Linked DNA regions of Mus musculus: regions 1, 2 and 4 are each linked to region 3. The links are chromatin loops, found by intact Hi-C in ENCODE. Cell type or tissue: left cerebral cortex. All regions are shown on one strand. Links, peaks and the distances in the headings refer to the core of each region. The heading gives the core; the rest is flanking DNA.

What was found. Peaks named below come from ENCODE experiments on the same cell type or tissue, not always from the same donor. Only the 100,000 strongest peaks of a DNase experiment are listed, where the experiment ranks them.
Region 1: a loop joins it to region 3, with 12 times the contacts of the local background. A loop is called at or near these places in 2 of 42 quality-filtered maps.
Region 2: a loop joins it to region 3, with 10 times the contacts of the local background. A loop is called at or near these places in 3 of 42 quality-filtered maps.
Region 4: it touches region 3 in a loop (13-fold over the local background); 2 of 42 quality-filtered maps call a loop at or near these places.

What each region holds. Positions count from the first base shown.
Region 1 is chr9:28,817,806-28,826,149 of GRCm38, forward strand. All of the region lies in intron 4 of Opcml (opioid binding protein/cell adhesion molecule-like), which reads left to right. Among named protein-coding and RNA genes, the nearest start is that of Gm15520, 210 kb to the right of the region's middle. In left cerebral cortex, for the core only: no CTCF peak of the experiment used is centred there; DNase peaks (open chromatin) are centred at 4,472 and 4,834; H3K27ac peaks cover 937 bases.
Region 2 is chr9:28,419,212-28,427,555 of GRCm38, forward strand. The region is part of intron 2 of Opcml (opioid binding protein/cell adhesion molecule-like); the gene reads left to right. Among named protein-coding and RNA genes, the nearest start is that of Gm39313, 27 kb to the left of the region's middle. In left cerebral cortex, for the core only: no CTCF peak of the experiment used is centred there; a DNase peak (open chromatin) is centred at 4,390; H3K27ac peaks cover 1,166 bases.
Region 3 is chr9:28,658,642-28,666,985 of GRCm38, forward strand. The region is part of intron 2 of Opcml (opioid binding protein/cell adhesion molecule-like); the gene reads left to right. Among named protein-coding and RNA genes, the nearest start is that of Gm39313, 270 kb to the left of the region's middle. In left cerebral cortex, for the core only: no CTCF peak of the experiment used is centred there; DNase peaks (open chromatin) are centred at 4,465, 5,209 and 5,831; H3K27ac peaks cover 2,223 bases.
Region 4 is chr9:28,733,413-28,741,756 of GRCm38, forward strand. The region is part of intron 3 of Opcml (opioid binding protein/cell adhesion molecule-like); the gene reads left to right. Among named protein-coding and RNA genes, the nearest start is that of Gm15520, 300 kb to the right of the region's middle. In left cerebral cortex, for the core only: no CTCF peak of the experiment used is centred there; DNase peaks (open chromatin) are centred at 4,431, 4,776 and 5,264; H3K27ac peaks cover 1,054 bases.

The DNA.
Region 1 (8,344 bases), core at 3,369-5,868, 160 kb after region 3:
AAAGTCTTCTCTTCTGTCTCCCTCCACTGAGATTTTAAGATGACAGCCATTCACCTGTGAGTGAGTCGCTCACACAATCTACTCATACAGGGTAATACCTCAGGGAGCCGGTGGATGAATTATTTTTGCAGAATTTTCTAGGTAACTGAAGCTGACTCCTTTATGCATTGACTTGAGTCATTTTAATTGAAGCCCTTTTAAAAAATGCAGTGAGTTCTCTTCTGATTCTTCAGTCTAGTGGATACCAGTTAGCCTCATGTTGATAGTTTAACAACAGCGCTAAACATTTCAGTTGTTTGTACCTGAGCACTCAGGAAGTAGGATAACTAGGAATATACCCTTTAAATAGTTTAAATCCTTCTGTTGGGTGTCCACTGTTTCTCTGCTTCTCTTTTTTAAAACCCTAAACACACTATTAATTGACAATTCTCCCTGAATTCAGTGTGCCTATTTTCTAGCTGCCACCTTTCTTCTGGTTGTTTGCTTCTAATTTGTCACAATGAAAAATCTATGTGACCCAATGGATTGATCCTGAGTAAAATCTACTCAGCTTGGCTCTCCTGGAGGAAATGCAGTATCCTGGTGGTCATCAGAAACAAGTAGAATATGGTATTGTTGTAACACATGGCATTGCTAGGTACATGGTTTCTGTGGTTGTGGCAGAGCTAGTGCTAGCAAAACCAACATCCGTGGTTCTCACTTGATTGGTGATTTTATCTTTTGTTTTCTCTATTTAATACTGAGCTTGAAAGTATACAGATTTATGCCTGTTTCACCCATAGGCTTTATTTGCTCCTTTATAATCCATGGGGAGAAAGTCTCAAACCACTTACCAGTTCCTTATCGCCCCAAATGTGGGGTGGCCATATTTGTAGGTATGATTCCTTTGCAGGTGGTGTATTATCTCACTGGATGTATGTGGACTTCAGTGGTTTGCACTTGAGCTTGATAGTTCGGCTCTTAATAAGGAGAATTATCCCTTTACCCACCCTTAGCCTCATTTCTTGCACTGTACGATGGGGCAGTATATTTCAAACTCATCAGATAATCCTTGGGATGAAATTTTTTTTTAAAAAAAGAATGGCAAGTATCTGTTGTGTTTTATAAAAAGATGAGAGAAGAGCTAGGTATATGCTTGGTAGAGGCACAGTATGATGTGGGGAAAGGGGCTACCTCTGCAGTCTCAAGCCGAGGCATCCCTTCCCCCTCAGGTACCAGCCACACGATGGCATAGTGGTATAGTCTAGAATAGAGTTTATTCAGGGTAGGAGAAGAAGGCAGAGAGACAGACAGAGAGAGAGAGAGAGAGTTTAAAGAGTAGAGGCTGGCCATGAGCCACATGGGGAGAGAGAGAGGGAAATGGGGGAGAGAAGGGGAAAAGGGTAAGGAAGCAGGGGAAAGAGAAGAGAAGGGAGCAAGAGAGAGAAGAGGGGGCAAGCAGCTCCTTTTATACTGAGTCAGGCACACCTGGCTGTTGCCAGGTAACTGTGGGGACAGAACCTAGACAAAATGCCAACAGTATCCATCACTGTGGACCATGGATTGTTACTATGGAATGTGTGTGTGTGTGTGTGTGTGTGTGTGTGTGTGTGTGTGTGTGTGTGTGATATTATCATGTTGGGAGTTCACTGTGTAACTAGGATTATGGAATTCCTTTCTAGGTTTCTTAGTCTTGTTAACAAAAGGGTTTAAAAACTCTTTTCAGATTCAGAACAAAGCTCCAGGATCATTTTATTAATTTGAAAAAACAATGACAGAGCAGGCAACTTGTAAACCATGACTGCTAGAAAGAGGGAGATGAATAAGAGGAAGAAAGACAGCTGCACCTTTTGAGTTAAAATCCATGGGAGAAGGTAGGCTTAGCAATAGATATCAGCAAGCAGTTACGTTCCAAAGGGGAGGAGAAGGGGCTTCAGGGAAATAGTGAGCAAGCCTGGAATGTAAGGAAAAGCATGCTTTGTCCTTTGGCCAGTATCAGAAAAAAAGAAAGGGGAAAAATCAAAATTATCCTTTTTGAGCCTGTACTCAGAAAAGTGGGAAGGCTTATTAGTAGTACTGCTGGGCAGAAGGTCTATAAGCAGCTACATCAGGAGAGGGTTTGGGGGAGACATGCAATGTCTCAACAAGGAATAATTACCCCTCCTACCTCCCTAGCATGTTGTTAGGTAAATCACCTTTACAGATGTAAAGACAGATGTACAAATGGTACAGATGATTGACAAGGCTCAGCTATATTAACTTTGAGGGAGTAGACAATACATTGTAATGTTCTAATCTTTAGGGCAAACCAGAATGTCATGTCTCCACCCAGGGGAGAATTAGAACTCAGGTTAAATGCTTTGGACCAGAAGAAAGTATTTTTCCCTTACTGGGCTTCAACAAAGCAATTTTAAATCTTAAAGATTGGCAAAGCAGATGTTTCACATTTGGGTATTTCCAAGAAAACAGAAGGCAGAGTCCAAAGGCAACCAGGGTGGAGGGGGTCCAATGACCTCCAAGACTGCTCATCCCTATCTATCAATATAACTGCACTCAGTACCAGTCTTATATTTAATTTATTTAATGTTCCATCAGTCCTGAGAGAAATGTACTATGATTTAATTTTATTTCCCAATCCCTTTATTCTTGAGTCATTAAGCAAGTCAATGTTTTTGTTCTCTACCTGTAAACTGAAAATTTATTCAGATGCTTTATTATAATAGACAAATTTGGAAACAAGCCAAATTTCTTTCAGTGGGCGTGTATCTAAACTATGGCATGGTATATTCACACCATGGAATACTGCACAGCAAGATGAAGATGAAGAAGAGGAGGAGGCAGAGGAGGATGAAGAAGAGAAAGAAAGAGAGGAAGGAAGGAAGGGAGGGAGGGAGGGAGGGAGGGAGGGAGGGAGAGAGAGAGAGAGAGAGAGAGAGAGAGAGAGAGAGAGAGAGAGAGAAAGGAAGGAAGGAAGGAAGGAAGGAAGAAAGAAAGAAAGAAAGAAAGAAAGAAAGAAAGAAAGAAAGAAAGAAAGAAAGAAAGGGAAGAAAGAAAGAAAGAAAGAAAGAAAGAAAGAAAGAAAGAAAGAAAGAAAGAAAGAAAAAAGGAAACTCTTATTCACTTGACAATTTAGAAAGAATGAATGAATGAACTCTGGGCACTATGTTTAGTAGAGAAGTTAATACACTATATTATCCCGCTTTCATAAAATTCTTAAAACTGAAAAAGTATAACAACAGACTACAGATCAGTGACTTACAGGGATAGGGGCAGATGGAGAAGAGGCCAATGGTCCAGCACTGCCTTGGTATGGAACATGTCACATCTTGATTGCTGTGGTCAAACACATGTGAATAAGCATGCAAAACATAAAAGCCCATGGAAGTTTCCCAGCATCATTACAGTATACACATATATCTATGTAGATTTAATCAATATTCATATTCAATTAACATAAAAGACCATAATTGTGAAAAGTTAGTGGTAAGTGTATGTAACTTGCTTACTATTCTTACAACTTCTTGTAAATCAATATTTATTTCAAAATAAAATTACAAAAAGTAGTAAGTAAAATGAACCTTTAGCTTTCCATTAATAATCAATCAGCAAGCAGTTGTGTTCATTATAAGTGCTTATAGAGAGATCTGTAGTTTATACTTCCACATGTGTCATCTCACATGAGATTGTCGCCATTCTCCAAATAAGTCAGAGAAGGAATGCTATGACAGTTTCACGGGTATGGAAACAAAGGAAAAGGTCAAAAAGCTGTCAGGTGATTCCCAGCTGGCTAAGCTGGGCATCTACAAAAGTGTCCGAGTTTCTGAGCTTTGAATCTGGACCTCTTTGTGCTGCACAAAAAATGGTTCCTGTGGCTTCGAACTAGAATGGTGCACTTTAAATCAACTTCTGCTTGTTATCAGGGGCACCCAAGGGTACCCACTAACTTTGAGTATCATCTGTACTCTCCTCTTTTTCTTCCTTCCTCCACATCACTTTCCAATGCCTGACTAAGTTTCTAGCTCCACATCATGTTGTTCTAACAAAAGCACAGTCTCCTAATGAAAGGCACAGCCATGCAGTTGTCTGTTGGTGATTTCTGTTACTCCCCTGCTTCAATTAAAATAACCCCCCTGAGAACTACCAGCCTTGTTTCTCTTCTAAGCCACCCCATGTCCAAGTTCCAGCCACTGATAGGAATCACCTATTAGCTGACCTACTGCATCATCCGTCCTTACTACTGCTCCTTTGTCTTTCTGCAAGGCAGCCAGGATCTTTGTTTCTAATCTGGAGTCATGTTTAGAGCCTAATTAATCCCTGGAGTGTGAGAAAGAGGTGTCTGAGATGAGAAATCAAGGTTATACATATCTTGCACAGTGGAACAGTTATGGGCAAACAAGCTGTTCCTCTCACATTTTTGCAAAGCAAATTTATGTTCACTAACTTTGGTTCTTGTTGTAAATGAGAAGTGTATGAAGGTCTAGCAATGCGCTTTTCACCATATGGGTGCCCATATGTTCCCCCCCTTTGCTTGCGTACATTTCGCTTTGGCATGCACATATGCCTGTATTTTTGCAACTTAACAATATTAAAACTAATCCCATTTATGCTCCTTTTGGGTGAGTTGATTGAGTCATAAATTCCTGAGAATCTCCTCCTTGGGAGGCTGAAGATCTGATGCCTGAGAAGGAGGAGGGCACAGTAAGCTATTCTGGCAGACAGATGCAGTCTTCCTATGCCACTGCTTACCTGATGTCCCTGACCCAGTTATCATAGTTCAACACTAACCCTAATGGCTGGGAAGCATGAGCAGATAGCTCCTTAGTGATAACCCGTATTCTGCCTCTCTAGAGAGGAGGAGTCTTCACTAGAGAACAGATGGCAGTTTCCCGGGCTTCCCTTTCTAAAGTCCCCAGAGAAGTGACTCCTCTTGGAGCGGGCAATCTTGATGGCTCGAGGTGTTGCACTGGATATGTAGTCAGTATTTGTATTTATATTTCCCACTCTGAGCTGAGAAACTATGCGTGTCAGAAACAGAGCAGCTAGAAATTCAGCTTGTACTGAAATGATGTTTAGCATCTTCATCGGGCTCTTTAGAGGATAAATATAAAAATGGATGTTAACATGTACCATACCAAGTAAAAACCTCAACTAATTCCCTGTAAAATTGGAATTGGCAATGCTGCTGCTGTTTGTTGTCATGCTTTCTCCATCTTTTATTTCTTATTTATTCATTAACTCACTCATTTGCTTCATTCACAATAACTGCTTTCCCTCGCCCACAGCAAATGGGGTATAAGGTAGAAGTGAGCCCCCACTGAATTAAAAAGCTGACCTTCTAGGGAAGAGATACTCAGAGATCAAATAATTCAGCACGTACAATGCCACTGTGGTGGCGAATGTCGTGAATGGAACACAGGAAGACCTGACCCAGTGCAGAGCAAGTTTTCCCCAAGAAGATAATGTTCAAGTGACCTTTGAGGATCAATAGAAGTCCATTAGGAAAGATACGGTGATAGGAACACTTGTTAGCTCCCTGGGTAGACACCTTCCAGGCAAGAAACACCATGTTCAAGTTGGAAGAGGGAGCTGGATCTGCAAGAAACAACCCTCTATGTTAGACAAACCTGAGAGAGAACACATCGCACAGAGGTACTTAAGGATTTTGCTCAGTATTTTGAAAACAGCATAAAAATACCAATAAACTTCAGGAAAGCTTGGAAATAAGGTGATCCTGTATCTAGATTTATCTAGAAACATCTAACTTTACATCTACTCATTCTCTGATGGCAATTGACTATACCTCTGCCTCCATTCCCCCACCTATAAACCAGAAAGAATTAGTAATAAGACTTTTCCTTAATGGAGGAAAGGAGAATAGAATTTGATAGTATCTATTCTAAATACTTTTAGATTGTAATATAAGAATAGAAATTAACATGTATCATAGTAAGTGTAAAATTGGAATTAGAAAGGCACCCAGTGCTGCCTGCTGTCTGTTGTAAAGCCTTCTCTATGCTATTGAAATCAGTTGGACACTGATAAAATTGAGACCAGCTTTACAAGTCCTGTAGATCTAATTGGCCTCAGCAGTGGGTCCACAGTGACTCTTGCTGCTGAACTGAAATTGTGGGCTTCAATAGAAAATAATAAGCAGCCTGGCTCCACACCAACACACTGCAGCCACCCCTGGAGATAATGTGTTTTAATTTACACACTGAGCCCCTTCGCTTGGCCAGATGTTGAGGGAATCTCAGTACTATTCCTTTCCTTCTTCCTTCTAGCTTGAGCATCCTTGAGAATCTTTGAGAAGACCCCTGGCTCTAAATCTGACCACTGGCTTTCTGTGCTATTTCTTTTTCATAACCATTTGTATTTCTTCCTATAAACCTCTCTCTCCCTAGGGTAACGTTTCTGTGAATCACACTTTCTTGGTTAAGGTGTTTTAAACTGGGTTTCTACTATTTACAACCAAATTTACTATAATTAAATTTTCTCTGCAATGTGTCAGTGTGTAGCTGAGGCAAGGAAAACATAGTTCTTTTTCTAAACATAAAAGGATAGTGGAAGATGGAAACAAGCAAGCCTCATCTCCCACTGGAGATGTGGTTAGGACCACTTTATGAAAGAGGCAGAGTAGATGTATGCTGAAGGCACTGATTGACATTTTAAGATCAGTGTCCCTATCATGGTTTAGGAAGGCTTCATTAGAAGTTCCAGGTAGATTGCTAAGAGGCCTGTGTCTAACTTACTAACTCAAGTAGATTTGAACAGACAGACAGACAGACACACACACACAAACACATATATACACACAGGCTCTGACACTGAGTTATGGGATATTCAACAGGCATCCTTACCAGCTCAATATAGCTGAGTACAGCATGTTTTATTAGCATGCTTCACATGAGCAGGGCATCAATGACATAGCACTTAGAGGCTTAAGCACTAAGAGTTTGTGCTTTCCCGTTCTCTCAATGTTCTGGGCAAATCTCATAAAGTGCAATAATATGTCTTGATTAACTGAGTTACTGATAAACTGATATTTCCTAGTGGTGATATATCCTCCTTTGACTAGATAATTCCTTTCTTCCTTCCCTGTGCCTTAGCCACTAGAGATCCAGTAGAGTCCATGAGCTGGTACGTGTGTGATGTTCTTAGCACCAAAAGAAAGCATAACACCTTGCATTTCAAACGTGGTCAAAGAATTCCTATTGATTTACCATGTGAGTATGGTCTAATATTTACCTTATATTATTCCAGGGACAAAGGAACGGGAGGCACAATGGTGATCTTCCTAGGCCAGTCTCCACATCCAAAGACGGTTGGAATGACAAGGCTTCTGATGTGCAGAGGAAAGACTGTGTGGCAGCCTTAGTTTCAGTTCCTGTGCTGTGAGGAGATACATGACCAAGGCAACTCTTATAAAATAAAACATTTCACTGGAGGGTGGTTTACAGTTTCAGCTGTTCAGTCCATTATCATCATAGCAGGGAGCAGGGCAGCACACAGACAGGCACTGGAACAGTAGCTGAGAGCTACATTCTGACCTGTAGGCAAAGAGAGAGTGAAACTGAGCCTGATACTATCTTCAACAAGCCAACACAGGCTACTCTTTCTAATCTGACCGAAGGGTTCCAGTCCTTGGTGACTGAGTATTTAACTAGATGAGCCTACAGGGGTCATTGTTATCCATGGGAGTGAGGAGCATTTCATGGTTTATCTACAAGGTTGTAGAAATGGTATTCTCTCTAAAATGAGTTCTTTCCATCCTTTCCAATCACCATTCCTGGTTCTGCCTGTCCCTAAAAGTTCTGTGCTGAATAGCAAATGCTCATCTCATGGGGATGTTATTTATTGCACCTTCGTCTGACACTAAAGCTTGCTCTGGTCTAGCCTTCTAGACCTCAATGTTCTATGGTCTAGAAGGTGTTATTCTACTCCTGACCCATCAGGTCCTCAGGGAAGCTTATGAATTTTTCAAAGAGGAAACACAAGAATTGAATGACTTGATTTGATGTGTTTAGTTCAATATTGGAAATTGCGTGAGTGATCTTTGCATCCCATAGACTAGATTCATCTCTGTAACACCAGCATTTTGACCTCCCATATTCCTCCGGGCTCCATTTCTCCCTGTCTCCCCACACCCTTTCCCCCTCATAGCACCTGCTATCCTGGGCTTCCCACAGTGCTAACTGTTTGTTCCCACATTGCTGGAGCTTAAGAAATGACTCTAGAAATGGCAGCAGTGGGGGAAGTTCCTTCCTTCACAGTTTAAAAGCAGTGAGCATGGTTAATTAGCTGCCTCTCTTAGTATGAGATCCAGAGAGGGAAAGGGAAGAAGGAAGGTACTGTTTGGAGCATTTTA
Region 2 (8,344 bases), core at 3,145-5,644, 240 kb before region 3:
GGTATTTTTTTTTAACCCATTTCAAACCTTCCTGAACACTTTTACGTGTATAAGCCTTCCACCTTCCTAGTCACCCCAGTTTGGGTCTTTTTAGCTTTTGTAGTAGGGATAGAATACAGAATCCAGGGTGGCACAAATAACAGGCAATTACTTTGCCACAGAGCCACACACCCAGACTGTTTACTCCTTTTAAAAAATTTAGAATCCTTTTCATAATTTTTTTCAGATTGCTCATTGTTTTTATACAGACGTACAAGTGATTTTTGTGTGGTAATTTTATATTCTGAAACTTTACTGTATTTTTATTCTAGTTTTTGGTAAAATTCTTCAAAAGTTTTGACATGTAAGATTATGTCATTTGTAAACTGATTTCTTTCTTCTGCTTTTCCAAGGGGGATGTTTTTGAACCATCTTTTTCCTGCTTTATTTCTCTTTCTAGATTTTTCTAAGGCATTTCAATAGACGTGGTAGACACTGGCTGGCATCTTTGTCTACAACCCACATTATTAGAAGAAAAGCACTACCTTTCTCATCATTGAGTATGTTCTTAACCTTGGTATGCATACACACACACACACATACGTGTCTGTGTGTGTCTGTGTCTGTGTGTGTTCTCATCATTGTAACCTTGGAATGCATACACATATCATTGTAACCTTGGTATGCATCATAGAGTATGTTCTTAACCTTGGTATGCATACACACACACACACAAACACACACAGACACACACAGACACACACACACATACACAGACACATATGTGTCTGTGTGTGTGTTCTCATCATTGAGTATGCTCTTAACCTTGGTATGCATACACACACACACATATACATATACATGTATGTGTTGTGTGTGTGTGTGTTCTGTGTTGAGTGTATGCTTAAAGTTTAGGCATTTATCTATTTTGTTTTTTATTTATTTTGCATCAGCTGATCTGTTAGTGTGTGATTTCTTTCTTTTGTTTTGTTTGCTCATTTTTCAATATGTTATTGTAGTTTATTTTAAAAATCAATTGTTTTATATTAGATATTTTCTTTATTTATATTTCAAATGCTATCCCCTTTCCTAGTTTCCTCTCCGAAAATCCCCTATCCCCTCCTCCTCCTCCCTGGTCCCCTACCCACCCACTCCCACTTCCTGGCCTGGCATTCCCCTATACTGGGGCATAGAATCTTTGCAAGACCAAGGACCTTTCCTCCCATTGATGAAAGAACCCAGATGTCCCTCAACAGAGCGATGGATACAGAAAATGTGGTACATTTACACAATGGAATACTACTCAGCTATTAAAATTAATGAATTTATGAAATTCTTAGGATGGATCTGGAGGATGTCATCCTGAGTGAGATATCCCAATCACAAAAGAACACACATGATAAAAATCAATTCTTATATGTTAGCTATCCTTGCATTACAGGAGTTAATATTATGTGGGAGTGCTACATAGTCGTTTTAGGATACCTTTAACACCATTTGTAAACATTTTGCAGAACATGCGTATGTCAAGATTCGTAAGAGGTTTTGTCTATCATTTTAGTTTTTGTTGATCTTGTTATTGGGGTATGACTGGGTCACAGAATGAGGTTGATGGTGCTTGCACTTCTTCATTACTTCTGGAAGAGTTTGAAGAAGGCTATTGCCAATTAATACTTGGAAGAGGTTATTCGTGAACACACTGGGCCTGGGCTTTGTTGGGAGATTTGTGATTCAGTCTCTAACTAGGTACAGAACTGTTCAGATGTGCTCTTTCCTTACCATCTCGTCTGGAAAGGCGGAATTACTTCTAAGAATTCCCCAGTTAACCAAGGTTATCTATTTACAGACATCCATTTGTTCGCACTACTCTGAGTAATCCTTTTGGTTTCCATAAAGTTATTTGTGATGCTGCCATGTCCTCTTTTCCTTTTATGATGTTTCTTATTTGAATCTTCTTTTTCGCTCAGACAGTCTAGCTAAAGCTTTGCCAGATAGGTTAATTTTTTAAACAATAAACTGTGGTTTGGTCAAGGATATAATTGTGGCTTTATTTCTCTCTCTCTTTCTACCACCTGTCTTGTTTACCTTTATTAGAATGTTGATGTTTCTGACCATCCAGTGTTATGTTTAGTTTCTCTTTCTATATCTTTACATGTTTAAAGTTAGCTTGTTTAAAAAGAAAACCTTTTTCTTTTTTTTTCTTCATCTGTGTTTAGAATGGTAACACGCGGGCTTCACATTGTTTTTGATGCAGCCCATATGCTTGTGTGTGTTGAGCTTTTGTGTTGTTTTTTTCAAATACTTCTTCTTTAAGGATATCTGTTTCTCCTTTGGGCTTAAGAGCGTTTGTTTAATTTCCACACTCTTGGATTTCCAGCTTCCCGCCTGCCATTATAGATGTCTAGCCCTACTCCATTGTGATCAGAAAGTAGTTTGTGTCATTTCACACTATATAAATTGGTCAAGGTGGGAGTGGGTGGGTTGGTGGGGGAGCCCCCTCACAGAAGCAGAGCAAGGAAGGATGTGTTAGGGGGTTTCCTGAGGGGAAACTGGGGAAGGGGATAACATTGGAAATGTAAATAAATAAAATATCCAATAAAAAATAAATTGGTCAAGATTTATATTGAGGCTGTATACATGATGGATCATGGCAAATGTCCCATATGTCCTTTAGGAAAATGTATAACCTACCTTTATGTGTGAGGTGTTCTATGTGTGTTTTATATAGTTCATCTATAGTTTGTAGAGTATTCTGTGTGTGTTCACTATCTTTTACCTAAAATGATATTTACATTTTTACTTTCTCTTTTTTGCCATTTTTTCATTGTTGAAAGTAGATTAGTAGTGTGTCCAATATTATTGTTGGCATTATGTCTTGCTCTTATTCTATCAAAGCTGTTTGATTTGATTTGATATTGGGTTGTTTGTTACATGCATGCTCAAAATTGTTGTATCTTCTTGGGAAATTAATCCTGCTGTCATTATGTCATATACTTTACCTCTCTGAGTGTCTACATTGTGTGATATGGTCCTAGGTTTCTCTGATAAGTTGCAGGGAACTGGTTCCACTCCTTTCCTTTCAAAGTGCCTGGATTTAAACCTCAGCCATAATTCTTATCTATAGCACATAATTAGGTCATGTTGTTCTGGTCAGATCTATTCTCTGTGTCCTTTGACTGGACAGTTTTTTTTTTTTCTATTTACAAGTAAACAAGCTAATGATAAAGGGGCCTATTACATAGTGTTGTTATTTATAACTTTCCCCGACTAATTTCCTCATTTATTGCTTTTCTTTGCAATTAGTTGTTTTTGCCTGAAGAACATAATTTGCTTTTCTCTCATTTCTGCTTATGAATGATCCATAGGTATTTCTTTTGTGGTATGTTGTCATAGTTAAATGATGACTCAATTCAATATCTTGAACTCTTTACTATTTATTTTAAATAAATAACATCATCATTTACATACAAAAACTATTAGATCACTATATTGTTGATATAAATTATAAGTTAGTATATATTATATAATCATTACATGAAGTAATATTCCTTTTGTATAGTGTTGTCTTTCTTTTGATATAAAGTCACCCTCTGTAACCCAGAATGCCTCAAACTCTGGCTCCTCCTGCCTTTGGCTCAATGTTTACATTATAGACATAGATTACCATGACAAACCTTAATTTTACATTTCAATTCCTAGTAAGAATTGAATTCAGGTAATAATGATAATTCAGGTTTAAAGGTAATTCTTTCTTTGGTTTTTAACACTGCCATGAACTTTTTGGGTTTGGTGGTGTATAAATACGTATATGTGATAGTGAAAGTTTAAAATCCCATGCAAAGCCCCACAGCTTCTTGTCCTAATGGCTATTCTAACTGTATAGTTCATTGAGTTCTGTATTTGTATAGACCTTCAGACTGGCTAATTTTGGAGTGGGATTTTTTTTAATTTGAAACTTATTTACTAATAAGGTTTATGAAATCCTATAAAAATTTAAAATGGAGTAATACAACAAACTTATAGAAATAGTTTTTCTTTTCATTGGTTCATTTGCCAGATCATTTTGAATTTCTTAGTTTTCTCTCCAGCTTCTTCGTGTTTTCAGTTGAACAGCTCCTTTTAGCTTTTCTCAGAGGGAAGGCTTAGTGATAATGTCTCCACAGCTTTCCTTATGTGAAAGGGGTTGAATTTCTTTCCCCGCTTTTGAAGGATGTTTTCACGGGATACAGAACTTTTGATTGACAGTTTGTTTTTGCTACTTGCTTTCAGCACTTTAAATACAAACCGCAGGGCTGCTGGGGTGCGCTTCTCCGACAGGAAAACATGCAGAGGACCTTTCTTTGGTTCCCTTACGCCTCGTGAGTTTGTCTTTTATCGCTTTCAGGAGTCTCACTTCATCTTCAGTGTTGACAGATGAATCATAACGGATCTCCGTGTAGTTATATTTGGGTTCACCCCAAGTCGGGTTCAGTAAGCTTCTTATATTTATGTATGCATTCCTTCTTTCAAATTTGGGACATTTGACGGCTAGATCCTCAAATAAACTCCTTTTTGTAAAATGTCTTTCCGTTTTGGTACTCTCAATTTGAATATATTGGGTAGCTTGGTGATGTTTTACAGATTCCTGAGATTAGATCATCTCTCTCCTCTGAAGCTTCCTCCTTCCTGCTGTTTTACTGCACCATCCCCTTTTGCTTGTTCTTCATTCTAGTTTCCAATGACCACTTCCCAAACTGCTCATTTCCCCCTGAAGACTGCTGTGGAATATCTCTAGTGAGTTTTTATTGTTATTACCTTTGTTTCAGATCCACAAATCTGTTTTCAATGCTATTTTAAGATTTCTTTACATCTTGGTGGAAATTGTAATTTTGTTTACTTGCTTTCATAATTGCCCTTAGTTATCCATGTCTGAGCCTCTATGCGCATGTCCCAGCATGTGTGAGTGGGGGTAGAACCCATGCTATGTGTGCTTGGTGAAGTCAGAAGTCAACCTCAGTTGTTAGTCCTCACCTTTCAGGGTAGGGTCTCTCTTATTGTTCCCTCTTAGGTATGCCAGACTATCTGGCCCACAGGCTTTTGAAAAAAACAGTTCTCCAGTCTTCATCTCTCATCCCCTGTAGGGGTACACTAGGAGATGGTCATCTGCAGTTATATTGTCCAGCTTTGATGTAGGCTCTGATTATTCAAACTCAGGTCCTCGGGCTCAGCTCCCACGTGCTTTACATACTGAGCCTTCTCTTCCTTCGCACCTATAGTTATTTACATTCATCTTTTTATAGTTCCTTAGGAATGCTTAAGGCAGAAATATAACGAGCATTTCAAATATATTTACAAATTACATCTACCTGGCATGTGTTGATTTTTTGGTGGTTCTTTGATTTGGCCATGTTTTCCTGTGTTCTTTGTGTGCCTTGTTAACTTTTTTGCTGAAAACAGTACATTTGCATGATAGTCATCTGCAAATCTTTGTAGACTGCCTCTGGGCAAAGAAGATCTAAGCTGATCAGATCTGTGCAGAGACTTTCAGGTCTTTTGCTGGCTATGTGGTTCCTAGGCCATTGTTTGTGTATATGGTTTCATGCAACATAGAGTCCTACTTTCAAATGTATTGTTTTCTAGAAGGATCCCATGCTATTTCTCACCATGGGCTTTAAGTACTTTTATATTCTTTTAGCAGTAATCTCTTGCCCTGCACAACTTCAGAGGACCAAGAAGCATGATTCTGTGTTTACCAAAGTCTATTCTGCTATAACAACAGAAGTGGGGCAAGAACAATTGAAAATACCACATTTCCTAGGGTTTTTTTTTTTTTGAATTGAGGATTGGAAACAAAGCTCCACATTCTAAAAGTAAGAATTTCATGTGAACATATTAGAAAATTGAGACAGCAGGACAAGCCATGATCATGAAGACTGGGAAATAGAGAGAATCATGGCTCATGGTGACCTAGGCTTATGGCTGGCGTCTGTCTCTTCTGCTATTCTAGAAAGCCATAGACTAATGATTACTTCACCTGGGAACTTCAGAGGCTGGATTTGGGGAGCCTTTGCAGTTCTGAGAATTTTATCTCTAGGATTCCCCAAATCTTCTTGGAGTAGATCTTGGACAGTCAAAAAGTACAAAGTGGCCACTTTGAAATATACTCAGTGGATTCTCATTTTCTTAAGAAATGCCCTCCCTCAAAGAAAATAAATTTTACTAGAACCTAACACATGAAGGAAGGGAAAGTATTCAATTCCAGGCTCTTAACTTAAAAGACAAAAAAGCAGAGCTTGAAACAGGGCAAATATCAGATAAAACTAAGTTGTGACAGAGATATTATTAGAATTATCAAATGGAAGATTTAAAATAACTGTGATTAATATGCTAAACTCATGGACTACATGTAAGGACAGATGGTTAACATAAGTGGAGTGACTGAAATTCTAACAGGAATAAAGGAGAATTCTAGAACCAAAAAAACCAACCAACCAAACAAACAAAAAAACCAATGTTATAGAAATGACAACTATCTTTTATGGACTCATTTTAGGAGTAAACATAGTTAAGAAAAGAATTGAGAAGGTTGAAAATAAACTGATTAAAAATTTCGCAAACTAAAAGTCCAAGAGGAACAAAAAGACAATATTGAGAAAATTCAAAAGTTGTGAGGAAGGCGCAGAAGATACACACATGATGAGAATACCAGGAGCAAAAGCAAAAGAAAAAGAAAAAGAAAATGAAAAAGGAATAGAAGACTTCCTTCTAATAATAGTGACTGAAAAAAAAAAACTCACAATTAATACCAAACACCCAAACCACATATTCAGGGAGGTCTAAGAACCCTAAGCAGGAGAATTTAAAAGAATAAATGACCATGTCTAAGCCTTTTACATTCAAACTGAAAATGTTCAAGTTTCTTATGAAGAAGAAAACTCTTGAAAAAAGCTAGGTAGGGAATTTTCCCTGCTATAGAAGAGCCAGTATAAGAATTCTGTTGGACATTTCTTTAGACACTATGCAAAAAAAAAAAAAAAATGAGAATAGGGTGAAATGTTTATATGTTGCAAGAAAAGAAACACCAACCTAGATAATCAGTTGCTTAGAAGGAAATGGAAGGATTTGTCTTCAATAGACATGCTTTGCTTGGACATTTAAAAGATGCTTCACAGAGAGCAGGGTCATGGATCAGGTCTTACAGGCAGCTTTGGTTAGCACAGGTCAGTTATGAGCACATGACCTTTCTCCATCTTACATATGCTTAGCTTACTCTATACCACCATCAAGGATCAAGATGTTTTTTCATTTCCATTTTTCATTAATTACACCTTTAGTCCCAATATTTCTCCCTCTCCCCCCCTCCTCTTCTTTCCCTCCTTTCTCTCTCACACACATGTACATACACAACTTAGCTGTCTGAAGAGCTCCTCTGATGCCCTGCATGTTAGAAATGCATGTTCAAGAAATGGCAAACCTACCACACCTGCTGTCCTCATCTGCCCGACTGCATAAGTTGGCACAATGAGACGTTTATACATTTGAAAGCACAGCAAGGATGGGAGCAGTAAGGAATGTACACAATTTCCATCCACATAGTGATCTGAAGTTTCTTTCTTTTCCTACTCCTGACTTCCCAGCTTCTTTCTGCATATGTGGGCCTTGCTTGCCTTTAATGCTGTTTCCACTGTCAGTCTTCCTACACTGGCCTCAGTCACTTTTATCTTCATAGCTTGCAGTTTACCCAGTATGGGTGGGCATTATAATTACTCAAGCGGATTCTGTAGAAGACAAATTTCTGTCCTGAGCATTCCACTGGCATGTAAGGTCAAGGATGCTGAGGCACTCACCCACAGACTGGGTTCTGATGTAACCCAAGCCATTCTGTTGTAGGCAGGTTTTTGTTTGTTTTTGTTTTGTTATACCTGTTCCTGTCCTTCTGCTATCCACCACATTGCACCAAGGCAGCAAGCAAGTCATCTTTTCAAAGCAGCAACATTTCTCTGTAAATAGTTATTCTAGATGCCCAATCGCCTCGTGCACATATCTGTGTGTGGAAAGCAAGGATACTGTTTCATCCACCCGTACATCTGTACTTATGTGTACAGCGCTGTTTTCCTGTTATACTTCTTGTTAAGATTTTCAAAAACTTAACTCATCTATGCTAATGAAGAAGTCCGTTTTTATTATCAAGACTGTGGAATTCAAGGGGCGTGGGCACCCTTGGCTTCTAGATGGAGAGGAAATTAGACATGAGTGCTTATAAGAACTCAGGCAGCCTCTCTGTCCCTGCCTGTGCCCGCACTATCCCATAGCTTCCTACTCCTATTTCCTGCCACATGGGTTTTTATTTTCCCCTTAGCTCTGTGCACAGGGCAGAGGAGGACTA
Region 3 (8,344 bases), core at 3,471-5,970:
ACTTTGAAGAATAGCATCATCTCCTTCATTTTTGACTGTGGAGGATTGCCATGGGACAGGAATGCAGAATTTACTATGTTCTCATGGAAGAATCAGGAGAGGCTGTTGGGCATTTAAGATGGGAATTATAACCTTGTGTAAGGAGGTCTTTCAAAAACCCTACCTACTCTATATCAGATGGAGTTACTTGGTGGTTTAATAAGCACCTGTCACACATTTCCTGAATGACCTATGTGGATTCCTATTTTTAACAATATAATAAATTTTAATGAGGAAAGCAGCCATTATCATTCCTCAAAGCTGTAAAGGTATGCTTGATTTTATTTATGTTATAAGAGGGGGGTCTCCCATCTTGGGTCTTGAGGTGTACATATGAGTTTTTGGTAACATTTCCCCTGTCAGGAAACCAGCAAATCAAAACAAATCAAAACCAAACCAAACCAAACCAAACCAAAAAATGTCTGATTAATTCTTGGCCATTCCCTTTGCCAAAAAAGTTCAGCCTTAAGTAGCAAGGACAACTTCCCTCTCCTAACATCTTCTGAGCTGTAGTCAGTTCCAAGAGACTGAGATGAGGCCTGTTTCAGAGGGTTTTAGTTTTGGTTTCCTCCATGGCTGTAGCAAACCCTGAAGCCTCCCTAACTCTCACTGTTTCTGCTTCCCCTCTTTACCCTAACAATAAGGCTTCTCTCAGATTTACAACAATAAAACACTTTCAGAGGTGAACCTGCTAGCTAGAAGAGAATGTTAATGCACATATGCTTTGTTCTTAATTAGATTCCTTCAGGGGAAACCTTCTGGCCTGGCTTATTATCTGGCTTTGTTGGAGCTTGTATGCTTTATCTAAACACTTTGAAGGAGTCTCTTCACCCATATATTACCTATAAGCTTACAATAGAGAGTTTTACAATACTGGTCAATTGGAAAAGGATAGAATGTGGGCAGCCTTTATAAAAGAGGTCTTATAGATTACTGTTGGGAGGGTAAGGAAGAGTAAGAGAGTGGAAAGATGGACTGATATAAAATGGAATAGAATTCTAGAACCACCACTCTCTGGACTCACTTTTTGGTGAAATTTTTATTTACTTTTTGGTGAATTTTACTTCTGAAAAAAAATAACATTTACATTTTGGCAAGTCATTATTGGGTGAGAAAATATGAGTAGGAAAACTGTCCTTGTTGAGTCCTAAGTAGTTACTGATAAGTTATTTGTTCCAATTGGAAGTATAGTTAGTTCCCTGTACCCAAAGACCAGAGCAGAAAACTCTGTACCTCTGAAAGTATCAAGAGTTTGTCCATCTTTAAAGCAGGGATCCCCCACCTTCCCCCAGTTTCTATCAAGAACATCACACACACATAAAAAAACAAACCAGGAAGCAACCCACATCTAGTGTATCTATCAAATACTGCCTCCTCTTCTCCCCTGGCTTATGCAGCTGGTGTTCAGGTTTTTGGTTCCTATGACTAACAAGAATTGAAAAAGAAACTCTTGTGTCTTTTCTACAGTGCAATTTGAAGACAGTGTGTGTCAGAGTTTCTATTGCTGTGGGCAAGCACCAGGAGCAAACGCAATGTGGGTGGGAAAGAATTTATTTCAGCTTACGTATCCAGTTCACAGTCAGGGATGAAGGGAATCAGGGGCAGAAATTCAAGGCAGGGGCCTGTAGGCAGAAACTTGAGAAGCAGAAGCCACAGAGGAACTCTGCTTTCTTCCTTGCTCCTTATGGCTTGCTTAATCTGCTTTCTTGTACATTCAGAGATATCAACACCCACAATGATCTGAGCCCTCTCACATCGGTCACTAATTTAGAAAATGTCCCATAGGCTTGACTGTGTGCCAATGGTATGAAGGCATTTTCTTAATTGTGAGTCATCTTCTAAGATATGGCTAGGGTTATGTTAGGTTGAAAATAACTATCCAGCATGTAGCCAAGGATTACTCTTTGATATCTGAACCCCAACTTCCCTATGGCCTTCCTTTCTTCCCACCCCCCTTGACCTGTGACACCATCACCCTCATCATCATGGTGCATTCCCTCTGTTGATCATGAAACATCAGTGGTGAGCCTTGGCAGTGTCCCTAAAAGGCAGAAAGAGTTCTCAACTAACACTTTACAGTTTCATGAAGGATGACAGCCATTGGCAAGGAATGAGCCAACTGTCGTTTGTCACAAGCATCTTTGACAAATCACCCCACTTTCTTCAATAACACTACTCTCATTGGTAATAGGTATGAATGGTTGTAGAGTGTTAACAGGAAAATGGTGGCGATGATGACTTGATGGTGACGACGATGATGATCTAAAGTGTTATAAGTGAAGATGTAAGAAGATCAGTCTCTTGATTCTTAGAAAAGAAATATCTGGGTCCCCCAACTTTTTCTATTCCATAAGTTCATTTTCCTAGAATTGGAAAGAGTATTAAAGGTCTTCACAAAGGTTTTCTAGATCTCTGTCCTGAACATGAAAAAGCAGGAGTGTCAGAGGACAACTGAAAGGGTATTTATAAAGCAAAAACAAAACAAAACAAAAACAAAAACAAAAAAACTAATATCAAAACAAAACAAAAACCTCCCCTGGGAATGGACTCAGCTACCATTAGTTTAGAGTGATCAGGGCTGATGTGGGGAGAGGGATGTTAGAGCCGACCTAGCCTGGAAACATTTCTTTCTCTCCCAGTTACCTTTGATGAGAGTCAAAGACCACAAAGCCGAGCTCTGACTGAGAGCTTCAGATTCTTTCAAGTGACTCTAGAGCTACACTAAGATGACAAATAGTTTATAAAATGCACCTTTTTTTTCTAAATCAGGTATTTTCTTCATTTATATTTCCAATGCTATCCCAAAAGTCCCCCATACCCTCCCACCCCACCCCCCACACGCACAACCCTACCCACCCACACCTACTTCTTGGCCCTGGCGTTCCCCTGTACTGGGGCATATAAAGTTTGCAAAACCAAGGGGCCTCTCTTTCCAGTGATGGCCAACTAGGCCATCTTTTGATACATATGCAGCTAGAGACAAGAGCTCCGGGGTACTGGTTAGTTCATATTGTTGTTCCACCTATAGGGTTGCAGACCCCTTCAGTTCCTTGGGTACTTTCTCTAGCTCCTCCATTGGGGGCCCTGTGATCCATCTAATAGCTGACTGTGAGCATCCACTTAGAGAGCTGCATACAGAACTCAGGAGGAGGTAGGTGAGTCTGACCTCCATCTTTAAGGAGGGAAGAAGCAGGGCTTTTGTAAACACTTAGGTTGGGTATTTTTAGGAGCTCAGATTTGACAGTTGTCCATATTATGTATATTCTGGCCTGATTCTCCTGTGCACAAGATGAATAATTTACCAAAATGCACATACAAGTATCCCATTATTATTCACTATAATGAGCCAAGACAGAAGTAATTCCCCACTTGGCCTCAATCCCCTACGGCTTAAGTTAACAAGACTCTACTTGGCTTTCCCATAGATAATGTGGATAGGAGACACCCACATCTGGACTTGAGCAAGGCAAGGTGTGTGTGGAAAAATTAAATGGGAAGCCTGTACAGACCCAGGACAAGGACAGTGTGAAGCATGGTTTTTCACGGCACTGACAGATCTGTGGGATACCAAGTAAGTAAGTGTCACAGGGCAGTCAGAATTGTCAAAATCTCACAGGAATTGGTAGCTAATATGAGCTCAGGAAGAGCGTAATTACACTGAGCCTTCACATGAGTTGAACACAGGGTGAGTCCTCCTCTGTGGACTATCAGTTACGTACTCGGAACCAACTGAAAGACTTGTTCATTCTCCTTCCTCTATCCTCTCCCCTTCTCTTTTCTTCCCTCTGTCTCTCTTTCTTCCCTGAGACCCATGATTGAGAAACCTATCTCTCTCTCCTTTGCTGCAGACTAACAAGTGTCTATGGAGGCTCAGCTGGCACTCAGCATCCACAGAGCTGCTTGGCTCTGCAGTTCACATACACTTAAGGACTGCTTCGGGCTTTCTGCTGCCCTTCCCTCGGCACACGGGCACATGGGAAAAGCCTCCTGCTCTTTTTACTGCTTTTCTTGGAGAAACTTGGGAACTCCAGGGCTAAGCCTATTTGTTTCCACCCATGCTAGCAGCCAGACGTGCAGGCTCTGGGTGACATGAATTCAAACCAGCAACTCCTGGGCCTGAACTGGAAGCATTTGCAAAAGTTTACCTGAGATTTTCTTGCCCTTGGGGAATCTCTCTGGGTCCTTCCTGACACAAGGAGAGAGGTTTGCTTGCCTTCTATTTTATTTTTTAAGAGAGATGGTTTGCATAATCTATATAAAATAAGCCACTGTTCTAGAGAAGATGATTGGCTTATTAAAAATACATAACATATATTTTTAAACAGGCAGAGCTGACATCCTACATACAGGAGAAGTGCTTATATGAATGGTGACGAATTCGTCGCCCACCCCTCCTCCCCCATCTGTCCCTGCCCATCTGTCTGTTTAATGAGGGATCTATTTAAATAAAGAAAACCTTAAATAAGATTTTATTCAGATACAAAGACTCTTCTGGATAGCACAGAATGAACTCCACAAACCTGCCAGCCTTCCATTTGGCCATTCAACCCACTTATATGCAACAATCTTTGCTTTCTAAACTTGAGACAGCATGATCTATAAATGGCATCCAAAAAGATGCATGTCCAACTTAATTTTCCAAACATCTTAACTGACATATATGCACAATGAGAGAAGAATGTTATAAGTAGTCACAAATGTTATATCTGAGGCATCTTTTTACAGTGTTGAGTGAAGAGGTAATACGCAAAGATTGTTCACTGTGGTCCTCGGCCATTAACAGTAGTGTTAAGAACGTTCATCTCCTTAGGGATTCACTCCACATGATGAGTTTTTAAAAATGTATCACTTAACTTCTAAGCGAGAAAACTGATGCCTGGAAAGGCTCTGGTCTTTAGTGAATTACAGACCTGTGACTGGAACTTCTTATTAAAGTGTTTATTCTGGTTAATCCACAAGTTACCTAGAAAACCTACAGATAGAAAACAAGCTAATCCATTTTCACTGTATCGTTTGGCTTCATAAATAAATCATTTCTTTAGCAGTTCTGGGTTTCTCCTGAGCAGGAAGTGAGCGAGGGCTTGTTTATGTGCAGAAATGGAAAAAGAAGAATGACCTGGGAGGTTTAGGCCGTCTTTGGGATTCTGTGATCCCGTACATTATATGTGGGAAGGTGTTTGCGGGGGAAATCCGTGAGCTGTAATTTCTGAAGTTCCGGAGTCGTTGCTCCCATGACACTCATGTGGGGAGCCTGTGGCTGACTCGTGCCATTCTTCAAAAAGATATCAAGCTCCCCTGACTCTCTGCTTTTAATTTAAAATTTTAATTTATACTTTTCCATGGATGAGACTGAGACAGACATGGCCATGAGTAAATATGTCAGGATAATCTATTGAATGGGATTAAAATGGTGTATGCTTGGAAACATTTTAATTTCATGTTGCTCACTTCTTTGACTAGTTTAATGAACAAATCGTGAGGCTGGGTTTTAAAGCTGTAAGCGGGAAGGAGGAAAGAGAGCCAGGTGGCAAATAAATATCTGGAATTGCTTTGGGTGGCTTCTTGGAGCATCGCAGCAACACCTGGGAGAGCTCTGAAAGACAAGTGGGCAGCTGTGGGGTTAAATCCTAGCCACACAATGTGAAATCATACGTCTTATGCCATGAACAGGAGCCTACAGGAGAAAGGGGTGGGCTAAGGGTGGTAAGGGAGAGAGAGACCACTATTAACTTAAAAGACCTGCTGTCTTCCCCAGGGCTTACTGGTTTTGCAATGGCTTTGCTGGTGCTTTAGCTCCTCTAATCCAGTCAGTCACAAGGTAGCCAAAGAAGATGTCCCCAAATCAGCCAGCTCTCAGAGATGATGCTACAGCAAGCACTTACTCAGTATACTTTCTGTGGAGTGTTCATGCTTTACCTGTCCTAAGATGTAACCCTATCTCCGACTGTGGGGAGAAATATGCTTTACTGGTCTGTGGTGTCTTCTGAGAGTAGGAGGGGCCCTTGAAATGATTTTCACAGTTGTGCTGGCCCCATCAGTCTCTGTACAACATCTTAGGAAAATGGACATTGTTTTTCTCAAGCTGCTGACCTGGTTCCACTTTCTCTATGAGTCTCTCCTTGCTCCATCCCTCCATGACATAACTGTCTGCACTGATGGTTTGACTCTGACTCCCTTTTTTCCTTTCAATCTACCTGACTTGAGAACAGTTCTTCAAGGCTAAAGGTGGCCCTGTTTCTATGCAAACCTGCTTAAGCCAAGGACATTTCTGTAGAAGTAATCAGGGCCTGTTGGCCCTATGAATTCTTTTGCAGGTGTGTACAGTTGTATTGATTGATCTCCCAATTATGGATTTTTAGGAGTACAGCATTTTACCAAGCTGCAGTCATCAATCTAGAGACCAGCCCATCACTGCTCTTGTCAACACAGTGTGAAAGAGGCCTGATGAAAATACAAAGTTAGAGTTGTCTTACTGCCTCCAACTGAAAAAATAGGCAGGGAAATGAACCCTTACTCCAGAGCTCCACATGGGATGAGTGGAGAACACTGGAAAAACAGAATGTTTTGGAAGTGGAAGAGAATCTGTAGGCGAGCTGGGAAAGCATGCAACAGTTACCTAGTGAATGCTAAAACTCTAAAGCTCATGTTTAATTTAATGAACTGACTAAGTATGTCTGGTAATTAGACATCACATGGGCAAATTATTACTATTTAAGAATAACTATTAAGAATAACTACTGTTATTCCTTTTTACTCTTGTTTTGGGCCTGGGTGTCACTATGTAGGTTGGTCTTGCACTTGTTATCCTCCTGCTTTGACCTCTTAGGAGATGGGATTACAGGTGTAAATTACCTGTGCAGCTAAAGTTCACTCCTTCTAGAATGGAAAATAAAAGGGAATGGCCTTAGAAGTTCTGGGAAATGACCAAGAGGATTTATCACACTTGACTAAACTCGCTTAGGTTCCTGGACCACAGAGGTTGAAGAGGGAGAAAGTTCTCTGACAGGTTCTGTTTATTGCCCCGTCCAATCAGCTCAGCCACATCCATTACTACTTCCCGTCCCCATAGTAACATTGAATGATGCTATAAAGTCAAAAATCCTGCCCCAGTTCTCAGGCGGGAAATAGAAGTTCTCAGAGCTTTCCTGGTTAGTTTTTATTGTCAACTTGACACACCCTCAAGTCACCTGCGAAGAAGAACCTCAACTGAAGAAGTGCCTTGAGCAGATTAGTTTGAGGGCATGGCTATGAGATTATCTCTATTGATGATTGATATGGGATAGGCAAGGGCCCAGCCCAGCACATTCTGTCAGCAGCACCAGCTCTGGGCAGGGAAACCTGGGTTGTATAAGGAAGCTGTCTGAGTGTGAGCATCCTTCCATGACTTCATTCTTTCATGTCTTCAGTTCTTGCTTGAGTTTGCATTTACTTTCTTCAAGGCTGGACTGCAATATGGATGTGTGGGATGAAATGAATCCATTCCTTTCCTAATGATGTTGGTTAAATGTTGATCATATCAACAGAAAATAAACAAACCCAGAACTTAAACAAAACAACTTTGTGTGGGCCTAGACAAGTAGCCTAGCCCTTTTATGCCTGATGTTTTATGTCTTAGCTCCAAAATAGTCCATTTGCACAAATGCCATCAAAGCTCATCAAGAAATCTCAACATCTGCCAACCTCTTCAGCATTGTCATGATCCACCTAGATGGCATATCTGGCTTTCCCTTCACTGACAACAGCCATCATTGGCTAGCTAATAGCTTCCCATTTTAGTAATGTGTAGTTTCTTTGATTTTGGCTGGTTTGTTCTAGGACTTCCCAAAGCTTCCCATGCATTTAGAGTACCCTATTCTCTCTATAAGCCACAGCTATCTTTGCTCCTCTTATTCAACAAATATTAATTTTCTCAATTCTAGACTTCTGATTTACTCACCTGGCAGATACAACAGTTGGCGAATACAACCTTTTGCCCTGGTCTTTCACCTGAGCATTGCAGGAAACCATGCTCAAACCTGTCAGGGTGTTGAGTTGTATATTCTCGACCAACTACATGAGGTACCCTCCTTCACCCAACTTGTGAATCCTGGGACAGTTCTTTTGCAATTATGCTTTCATTTTCTATAATAGTTATTTCAATTGTTCTTGACCTATTCCCCTTATTTCTGTCCCCCTATTTGCTTTCAGCTGGCAACTTTGTCATCTACTATGGAGAAAATAGAAGCCATCAATTGTCTCCATGGTTTCCTATTGTAATACAAGGTCACCTGTGTTTCTACTATTTTTCTTCGCTTAGGGGACAGCA
Region 4 (8,344 bases), core at 2,868-5,367, 74 kb after region 3:
CAAGGCTGAGTGATTTACAGCATCAGGGCCACCAAACAAGGAAGCAACGAGGAGCTTAGAAAAAATGGTAAACATCACTTAGATGGCTCATCTCAGAGGCCACTGCAATTATGGAATATTCTGCAGTGGTTCTCAACCTTCCTGATGCTGCAATGCTTCTATACAGTTCCTCAAGTTGTGGTGTCTTGCAACGATAAAATTATTTTGTTGATACTTCATAACTATAATTTTGCTACTATTGTGAATATTCATGTAAATATCTGATGTACAGGATATCGAATATGCAACCAAAAGGAGTTGCAACCCACAGATTAAGAAGCAGTGTTCTAGAGGAAAGGAACATACAGCAATCTACAGATGCCTGTATGAATTTAACCCAACAGCTTGAGGTTGCGATTGGGAAGGGGCAACAAGGAAAAGAAGTGGACTGATGAGCTGTCTGCCATAAACAGGGAGTCTATGTGGCCCAGTCACTCGCTCAGCCCAGGGAACATTGCAGAAGAGAAAACTATTTAAGAGCTGGAGGGTTGAGGTGGTGGGGTATTATGAAACAATGCCATCCAGCCAGGAGATATTTCTATAGCCATGCCCAAGATTTGGCCCAAAGGCTTTCAACTGAGAGGTGCCCTTTGTCCTGCAGATCTAATGACTGCCAATAAGAAGGGGTGCCATTTCCCCTAGTAGGAGAAGCACGTGGGGACTAGTTGGGAGAAAGAAGGGATTCAGGAAGAAAGGAAAGGAATGCCAGAGGAAAAATATTAATAAATAAACAAACATCTAGTATTTACAAATTTACTCTTCAAAGTATACAATTACAACCAAGGTGGGAAAGAATCTTATATAAGTTAGCACTGATAATTAATTTTATTTTCTAAAAGAAAATGATGTTTGCAGCTATAGGTATGAGTGAATGAAGGAAGGCCCCAAAGAAAGGACTGCAAGCTGCATTTTCAGGGGACTCACAGTTCTGTCTGGCTAAGTATGGATGCATATGGAGGGAAAATTGGAGAAAAAAGTCAGCACAAAAGCACAGCTTCTTTCCGACACTTTGTTAGGGAATTAAGCACAAGGATTTTTTGTTGTTGTTGATTCTCAAACAAAAACTCCTTAATTTGTCCCATTACTTGGGGTAACTTTTCTTAAATGTGGAGGACATAGCCACATAGCCCAGAGAACTCCAGAACTCTTAGATCTTGCTTGACTTCACAATGTCAATTCTGTTGGAAATATTTTCTTTTTTTTATTTCTATTTTTTTTGTTATGTATTTATTTCATTTAAATTTCCAACACTATCCGAAAAGTCCCCCACCCACCCACTCCCACTTCTTGGCCCTGGCGGTCCCCTGTACTGAGGCATATAAAGTTTGCACTACCAGAGGACCTCTCTTTCCAGTGATGGTAGACTAGGCCATCTTCTGATACATATGTAGCTAGAGACACCAGCTCTGGGGGGTACAGTTTAGTTCATATTGTTGTTCCACCTATAGGGTTGCAGATCCCCCCAGCTACTTGGGTACTTTCTCTAGCTCCTCTATTGGGGGCCCTGTGATCCATCCAATAGCTGACTGTGAGCATCCACTTCTGTGTTTGCTAGGCCCCGGCATAATTTCACAAGAGACAGATATATCAGGGTCATTTCAGGAAAATCTTGCTAGTGTATGCAATGGTGTCAGTGTTTGGAGGCTGATTATGGGATGGATACCCAGGTATGGCAGTCACTAGATGGTCCATCTTTTCATCTCAGCTCCAAACTGTCTCTGTAACTCCTTTCATGGGTGTTTTGTTCCCAATTCTAAGAAGGGGCAAAGTATCCACACTTTGGTCTTCATTCTTCTTGAGTTTCATGTGTTTAGCAAATTGTATCTTATATCTTGGGTATTCTAAATTTTTGGGCTAATATCCACTTATCAGTGAGTACATATCATGTGAGTTCTTTTGTGATTGGGTTACCTCACTCAGGATGATGTCCTCCAGGTCCATCCATTTGCCTAGGAATTTCATAAATTCATTCTTTTTAATAGCTGAGTAGTACTCCATTGTGTAAATGTACCACATTTTTTGTATCCATTCCTCTGTTGAGGGGCATCTGGGTTTTATCCAGCTTCTGGCTATCATAAATAAGGCTGCTATGAACATAGTGGAGCATGTGTCCTTCTTACCGGTTGGAACATCTTCTGGATATATGCCCAGGAGAGGTATTGCAGGATCCTCCAGTAGTACTATGTCCAATTTTCTGAGGAACCACCAGACTGATTTCCAGAGTGGTTGTACAAGCTTGCAATCCCACCAACAATGGAGGAGTGTTCCTCTTTCTCCACATCCTCGCCAGCATCATCTGTCCCCTGAATTTTTGATCTTGCCATTCTGACTGGTGAGAGGTGGAATCTCAGGGTTGTTTTGATTTGCATTTCCCTGATGATTAAGGATGCTGAACATTTTTTCAGGTGCTTCTCCGCCATTCAGTATTCCTCAAGTGAGAATTCTTTGTTTAGCTCTGAGCCCCATATTTTAATGGGGTTATTTGATTTTCTGGAGTCTGCCTTCTTGAGTTCTTTGTATATATTGGATATTAGTCCCCTATCTGATTTAGGATAGGTAAAGATCCTTTCCCAATCTGTTGGTGGCCTTTTTGTCTTATTGATGATATCTTTTGCCTTACAGAAACTTTGCAATTTTATGAGGTCCCATTTGTCGATTCTCGATCTTACAGCACAAGCCATTGCTGTTCTAGTCAGGAATTTTTCCCCTGTGCCCATATCTTTGAGGCTTTTCCCCACTTTCTTAACAAACCAGGATTCTTGGTACTGAGAATAAAGAAATAAGAGACATAAAGACCTTATCTTGCTGGGGGATTGTTTTCTGGTAGATGATGGTACTTGCTAGTGTTCTAGTAGACAGAGCTGGGAGTGGCCTGGTGTCAGGAGGAATTTCCTATCAAGAAGCATATACAACAGAATACTGTAGAATAAAGAGTTCATTTTCCAATCTGTAATATAATTTATGATGGAGTTCATTATGAATGCATGGTCAAATTAATTGATCATAAAGGCAGATATAAAACATCACCTTCAAATATCTTAGTTATCTACTGTACTCTTACAGTAGACCAGACATGTGGGAGATTATAGAGTAAAGAGCAGCCATTTATGCAACATGCTAAATTTTGATGCTGTCACATGATAGGGAACTCCTGAGGCTCTATGCTGGGCAATTATATAATTCAGATTATGTTAGAGAATGTAACAACAGCAGTAGTAGTTAGCAGTTGGGAAAGCTGCTGCAAGCTGTCCAGGCAAGGAGTGATGAGAATTTGAACCGGAGTAGTGACGGCAGAAATACAGAAGAGAGTATGGACTCAAATACTCCATTTGAAACTCAGTGGTTTGAGCTGATGATGGACTTAGAGGTCCAGGAAGAGAACAGGGAGGCAGAGAAAGTTTGTAGATTCCCCGTCCTCAGTGGCAGTGACTATATCTCCAGGGTCTCAGAACTGAGTACTTCAGGGAGGATTAGCCTTAATGTCATTGAAGTCATTTGTGTGTGTGTGTGTGTGTGTGTGTGTGTGTATACACACACATATATATACATCTACATCATATACATATACACAATATATAATGTATGTATCAATTTATATAAATGCATATATTTATATGTATATAGTTATATATACAAATCTACATATATATAAGTATACATACATGCACACATACACAAATATACTTTCCCACACATACACACACACACACACACACACACACACACATATATATATATATACACACACACACACACACACACACACACACACACACACATACACACACAAATAAATCTGTTGAAATATAGGTTGTGTATACAAGCTCAGAAAAGCCACCATTTCCTGGTGACACAGGTGCTCAGGGACAGCCAGAGGGAGAGCCAGATTGAATGGAAATAAGAGGAGAAGAACCTGATGGAAAAGGGCAAATGTTATTCAAGTTTCACAGAATTGAGGAGACCACAAAATACATTTAAGAAGTGCTGAATTCAGAAATTTAAATGGTCAGTGTTCTTTTCCCCATTGCATTTATTTATTTTTATTTATTTATTTAGTGTTTGTGTGTATATCTTTGTGTGTGTGCTCTCAGACACAGGTGTCAACATGTGTTTTGCTCAAAGTGACACTAACAGAAATGGATTTGGCTTTTCTTCTACCTCGTAGGTTCTGAGAATCAAACTCAAGTCATCGGTGTAGGCAGCAAGTACCTTCACTTGATAAACCACCTCACTGTGGCTGGTCACTCCTTGTAGCAGCTCTCCACTCTCCTAAGCTTCAGCACTAATGTAGACTAGCCCTAGCAAGGTGCTTGCTGCACAGACATTTGCTGGCACTATGGTGGTTCCTACTACCCTTCCCAGAGTTTCCTGGCAACAGAGGCGTCATGTTGTTTTATGAATCATCATGGACTGGGTTTTCATTAATAGGTACAAAAGTATCTTTTCTTAAGGGATTTGACGGGCAATGGAGAGATCTGCATAAGAACTACAAATTTGAGTGAAGTGGTAAGGGATTGGAAGAATGGTTTAAAATGAGACTCTGGGACCAGTTAGGAGGAATGGGAGGACCCTGACCATGGCTTTCTTTTTGACAGTTGTTGATCCCAATTCACTGGGAATGTGTGAGAGAAGCGAGCTCTTATTTTTCAACATTGGGAAACAGACACAGTCTTTGTCATAGTAAAATGCAGGCTGGCACAGCCCTAGCTGCAAGTGTTAACTTATGAGACCAAGCTATTTCCAGAATTCAGAAAGGGAAGAATTAAACATCCACTTCATGGGAGGTGTGATACAGAAAGCAATGGGTTCATGCGCATTTCTCTTTATTATTTCTTTGAAACCAACACATCTCATAGGTGACAATATATGGGATAGATGGTAATTGCCTTTTTTGCTGGAGCTACATTTTCATCCTCCTCCCTTTCTCCTCCAATATTAATTATCAGAACTAAAAATAGTCCATTGTAGGCTCTCTGAGCCTCCGGGAGGCTTCTGCAGAAATCTGACATCTGTGCAGGAGGCTCAGCTGAGATGTGTGTTTCTGAAAAGCCGGCTTCTGTTTGTGAATTCCATAAACACTTGCCTAGTGGAGACTGAAGTGTCTGTCTCTCACAATGGCTGTGAGTGGCAGCCTGTGAGAACACTGTCTTTCTGAACAGACATGACTCAGAGCCTGAAGGGAATGGAGAATGCATGGAATATTTATGATCAGGGGCCTTCATTACAATAGGAAACTGTGGCAACATGAGTGTACCTCTGTGGTGTGCAAACAAAATGCAACACTTTTTCTTTGGGTGTTTATATGTGAACAGATGGCCCTGCCCACTCACCCCATGCACAGAAAAGAGTGCTATGTAAAGAGACTTAAAATGCAGAGAAATTAGTGCTCACATTGGTCCTTGTCAGGGAAAGCTTAGTTGCCTCGGCACTTGAAAGTTCTCTCTCCATGAGCCAATATGTGCTAGGATTATCAACCTGTGCATGGCACTATGTCTCTTCCTAAAAACACAATGACCAGCACTGATGAAGTCCTTCTCTGCACTGGGGGGCTTCATTTCATCACACAGTCTTCAATTATCTTTTTTGAAATGAATGGTAGTTTGGTGATCCATAGCATGAAGCAAATGGGAGTGGCTACTTTGTGTAATAGTCAAATTTTCTAAACAGGCTACAGACTTTGACAGGTTGATTCCATCTCTAAGGGGGCTAACAAAAGTTTAGAGGCTAGAGAGGTGGTATATCATAAGAGCAAGCATAGCTGCTTTGGCGGAGGACTGGAGAGTTTTGTTCCCAGCATGTGCATAGTGGTTCACAGGCCTCTATAATTCCACTTCTACAAGATGTGATGCCCTCTTTTGGCCTCCATGGGCAGCATGTATTACATACATACCTGCAGACAAAACACTCACAGATACAAACTACAAATAAATAAATATAAAATGACAGATTAGCTTAAAGTAGCCGTTCTAGAAAAATAAAAAATAAAAAACCATAGGAACTAAAGCATTGGCTTAAAGGTGGAGTTTCAAGCTGAGACCTTTCCCTAAGTGTACTTCAGAATGACAGCTGTGAAGAGAGCTGGAGGCAGGGTTGGGGTCCCATCTCAAAGGAGGAAGAGTTATGGGATAAAGGGAGGGGAGGAGAAGGAATTGCTTCAACTGTGCCCACAGGATTCTATCTCACATGGTAGTTAGTGCTGCCCAAATGATAGCCTCATGATTAGGCCCCTGATTAAATTTTTGATTATTATCTTGCTTAAGTATTTTACCAGGCATATAAATTATATCTGACAATTGAAGAAAAAAAAGATTGACTAAGGTAACTGTTGATTCAACAACTCTTGACAGAATCCCAACTAAGTATAAAGGTGGTATGTTACCTAGAATTATCAAGTATGATATGCACTTAAGCACTAAGCAATTTACCTGTTGGGTAAAAACAACAAGCTAGGTGTTTATCTATTCTGAAGTTTGCCCACTTAATGGAACACGTATTGTCCTCTTTGAATTAAAACTAGATTTTAATTCAAATCGCCTCCATGTTGTTATACACCATATCGCAAGGTTGCTGACACTTCTTTGTCAGTTGGTGCACATAGGAGGTGAAATACACTTTATTTTTAGCCTAGGGAAAAGATGATTTGGAAGATGAATTTGCTCTAATGAAGAACTTCCTGCACTCCACTTCATATTAATTCAGTAAAGCAAACTCATCATCTCAGAAACCGAAGAGACTCTGTATATGGAAGCTAACATGGCTTGCCTTGCCCTTCCACTCTTCACTCTTTATGTGTGTAAGGACTATTCCAGATCATTGGTGTGCAGCAGTCTTCAGAACATTTTCATCTTATGTAACACCAGGACTCAAAGCTCTGCTTAAGTGCATGTGCACAGAGATTACTTCTCGTGGGCTCTGCACAGTTATTCTGGATGCTGGTTTGTAATAAAGATTCACATGCTGAGCACATCCCAACTCCATCTTGTTTCTTAGATGCTTCTGAGAATCAGGGGGCTACAGTGGTTCAAGAGAGTTCAACACTGAGCCTATAAACTTCAGGCCTGTGCCTTCCCCTCCCTTGAGCCTGTCTAATGGCTTGAACAAGCCTCCTTTTCTTTGGGGACTGTATGTGGAAATCTCTGCAATTTTTCATTTAAAGACAAGAAGAGGATGACTCCATTGTACTTCAGGGAACAAAATACTCATGGGAGGAGACACAGAGGCAAAGTGTGGAGCAGAGACTGAAGGAATGACCATCCAGAGACTACCCCATCTGGGGATCCATTCCATGTACAATCACCAAACCAGGACACGATTGTGGATGCCAACAAGTGCTTGCTGACAGAAGCCTGATATAGCTGCCTCCTGAGAGGCTCTGTCAGAGCCTGACAAATACAGAGGTGGATTCTCTCAGCCAACCATTTGACTGAGCACAGGGCCCCCAATGAAAGAGCTATAGAAATGATCCAAGGAGCTGAAGGGGTTTGTAGCCCCATAGGAGGAACAACAATATGAACCAACCAGTACCCCCAGAGCTCCCAGGGACTAAACCATCAACTAAAGAGTACATATGGAAAGACCCATGGCTCCAGCCACACATGTAGCACAAGATGGCCTTGTTGGTCATCAGTGAGAGGAGAGGCCCTTGGTCCTGTGAAGGCTCAGTGGTCCAATGTAGGGGAATGCCAGGACCAGGAAGCTGGGGAGTGGGCAGATTGGTAAGCAGGGGGAGGGAGGAGGAGATAGGGTTTTTTTTTTTTTTTTGGAGGGAAAACCAGTAAAGAGGATAACATTTAAAATATAAATAAAGAGAATATCAACCTTGAAATTATATCTTACCCCAGTCAGAATGGCTAAAATCAAAAAGTCAACTGACAGCAGATGTTGGTGAGGATGAGGAGAAAGAAGAATACTCTTCCATTGCTGATGGGATTGCAAGCTGATACAACCACTCTGGAAATCAGTTTGGCAGTTCCTCAGCAGATTGGACTTAGTACTATCTGAGGACCCAGCTATACCACTCCTGGGCATAGACCCAGAAGATTCTCCAACATGTAATAAGGACACATGCTCCACTATATTTATAGCAGCCTTATCATAGCCAGGAGCTAGAAAGAACCCAGATGTCCTTCAACAGAAGAATGGTTACAGAAAATGTGGTACACTTACACAATGGAGTACTACTCAGCTATTAGAAACAATGACTTTATGAAATTCTAAGGTAAATGGATAGAACTAGAGAATATCATCCTGAATGAGGGAACCCAATCACCAAAGGAAACACATAGTTTGCACTCATTGATAAGTG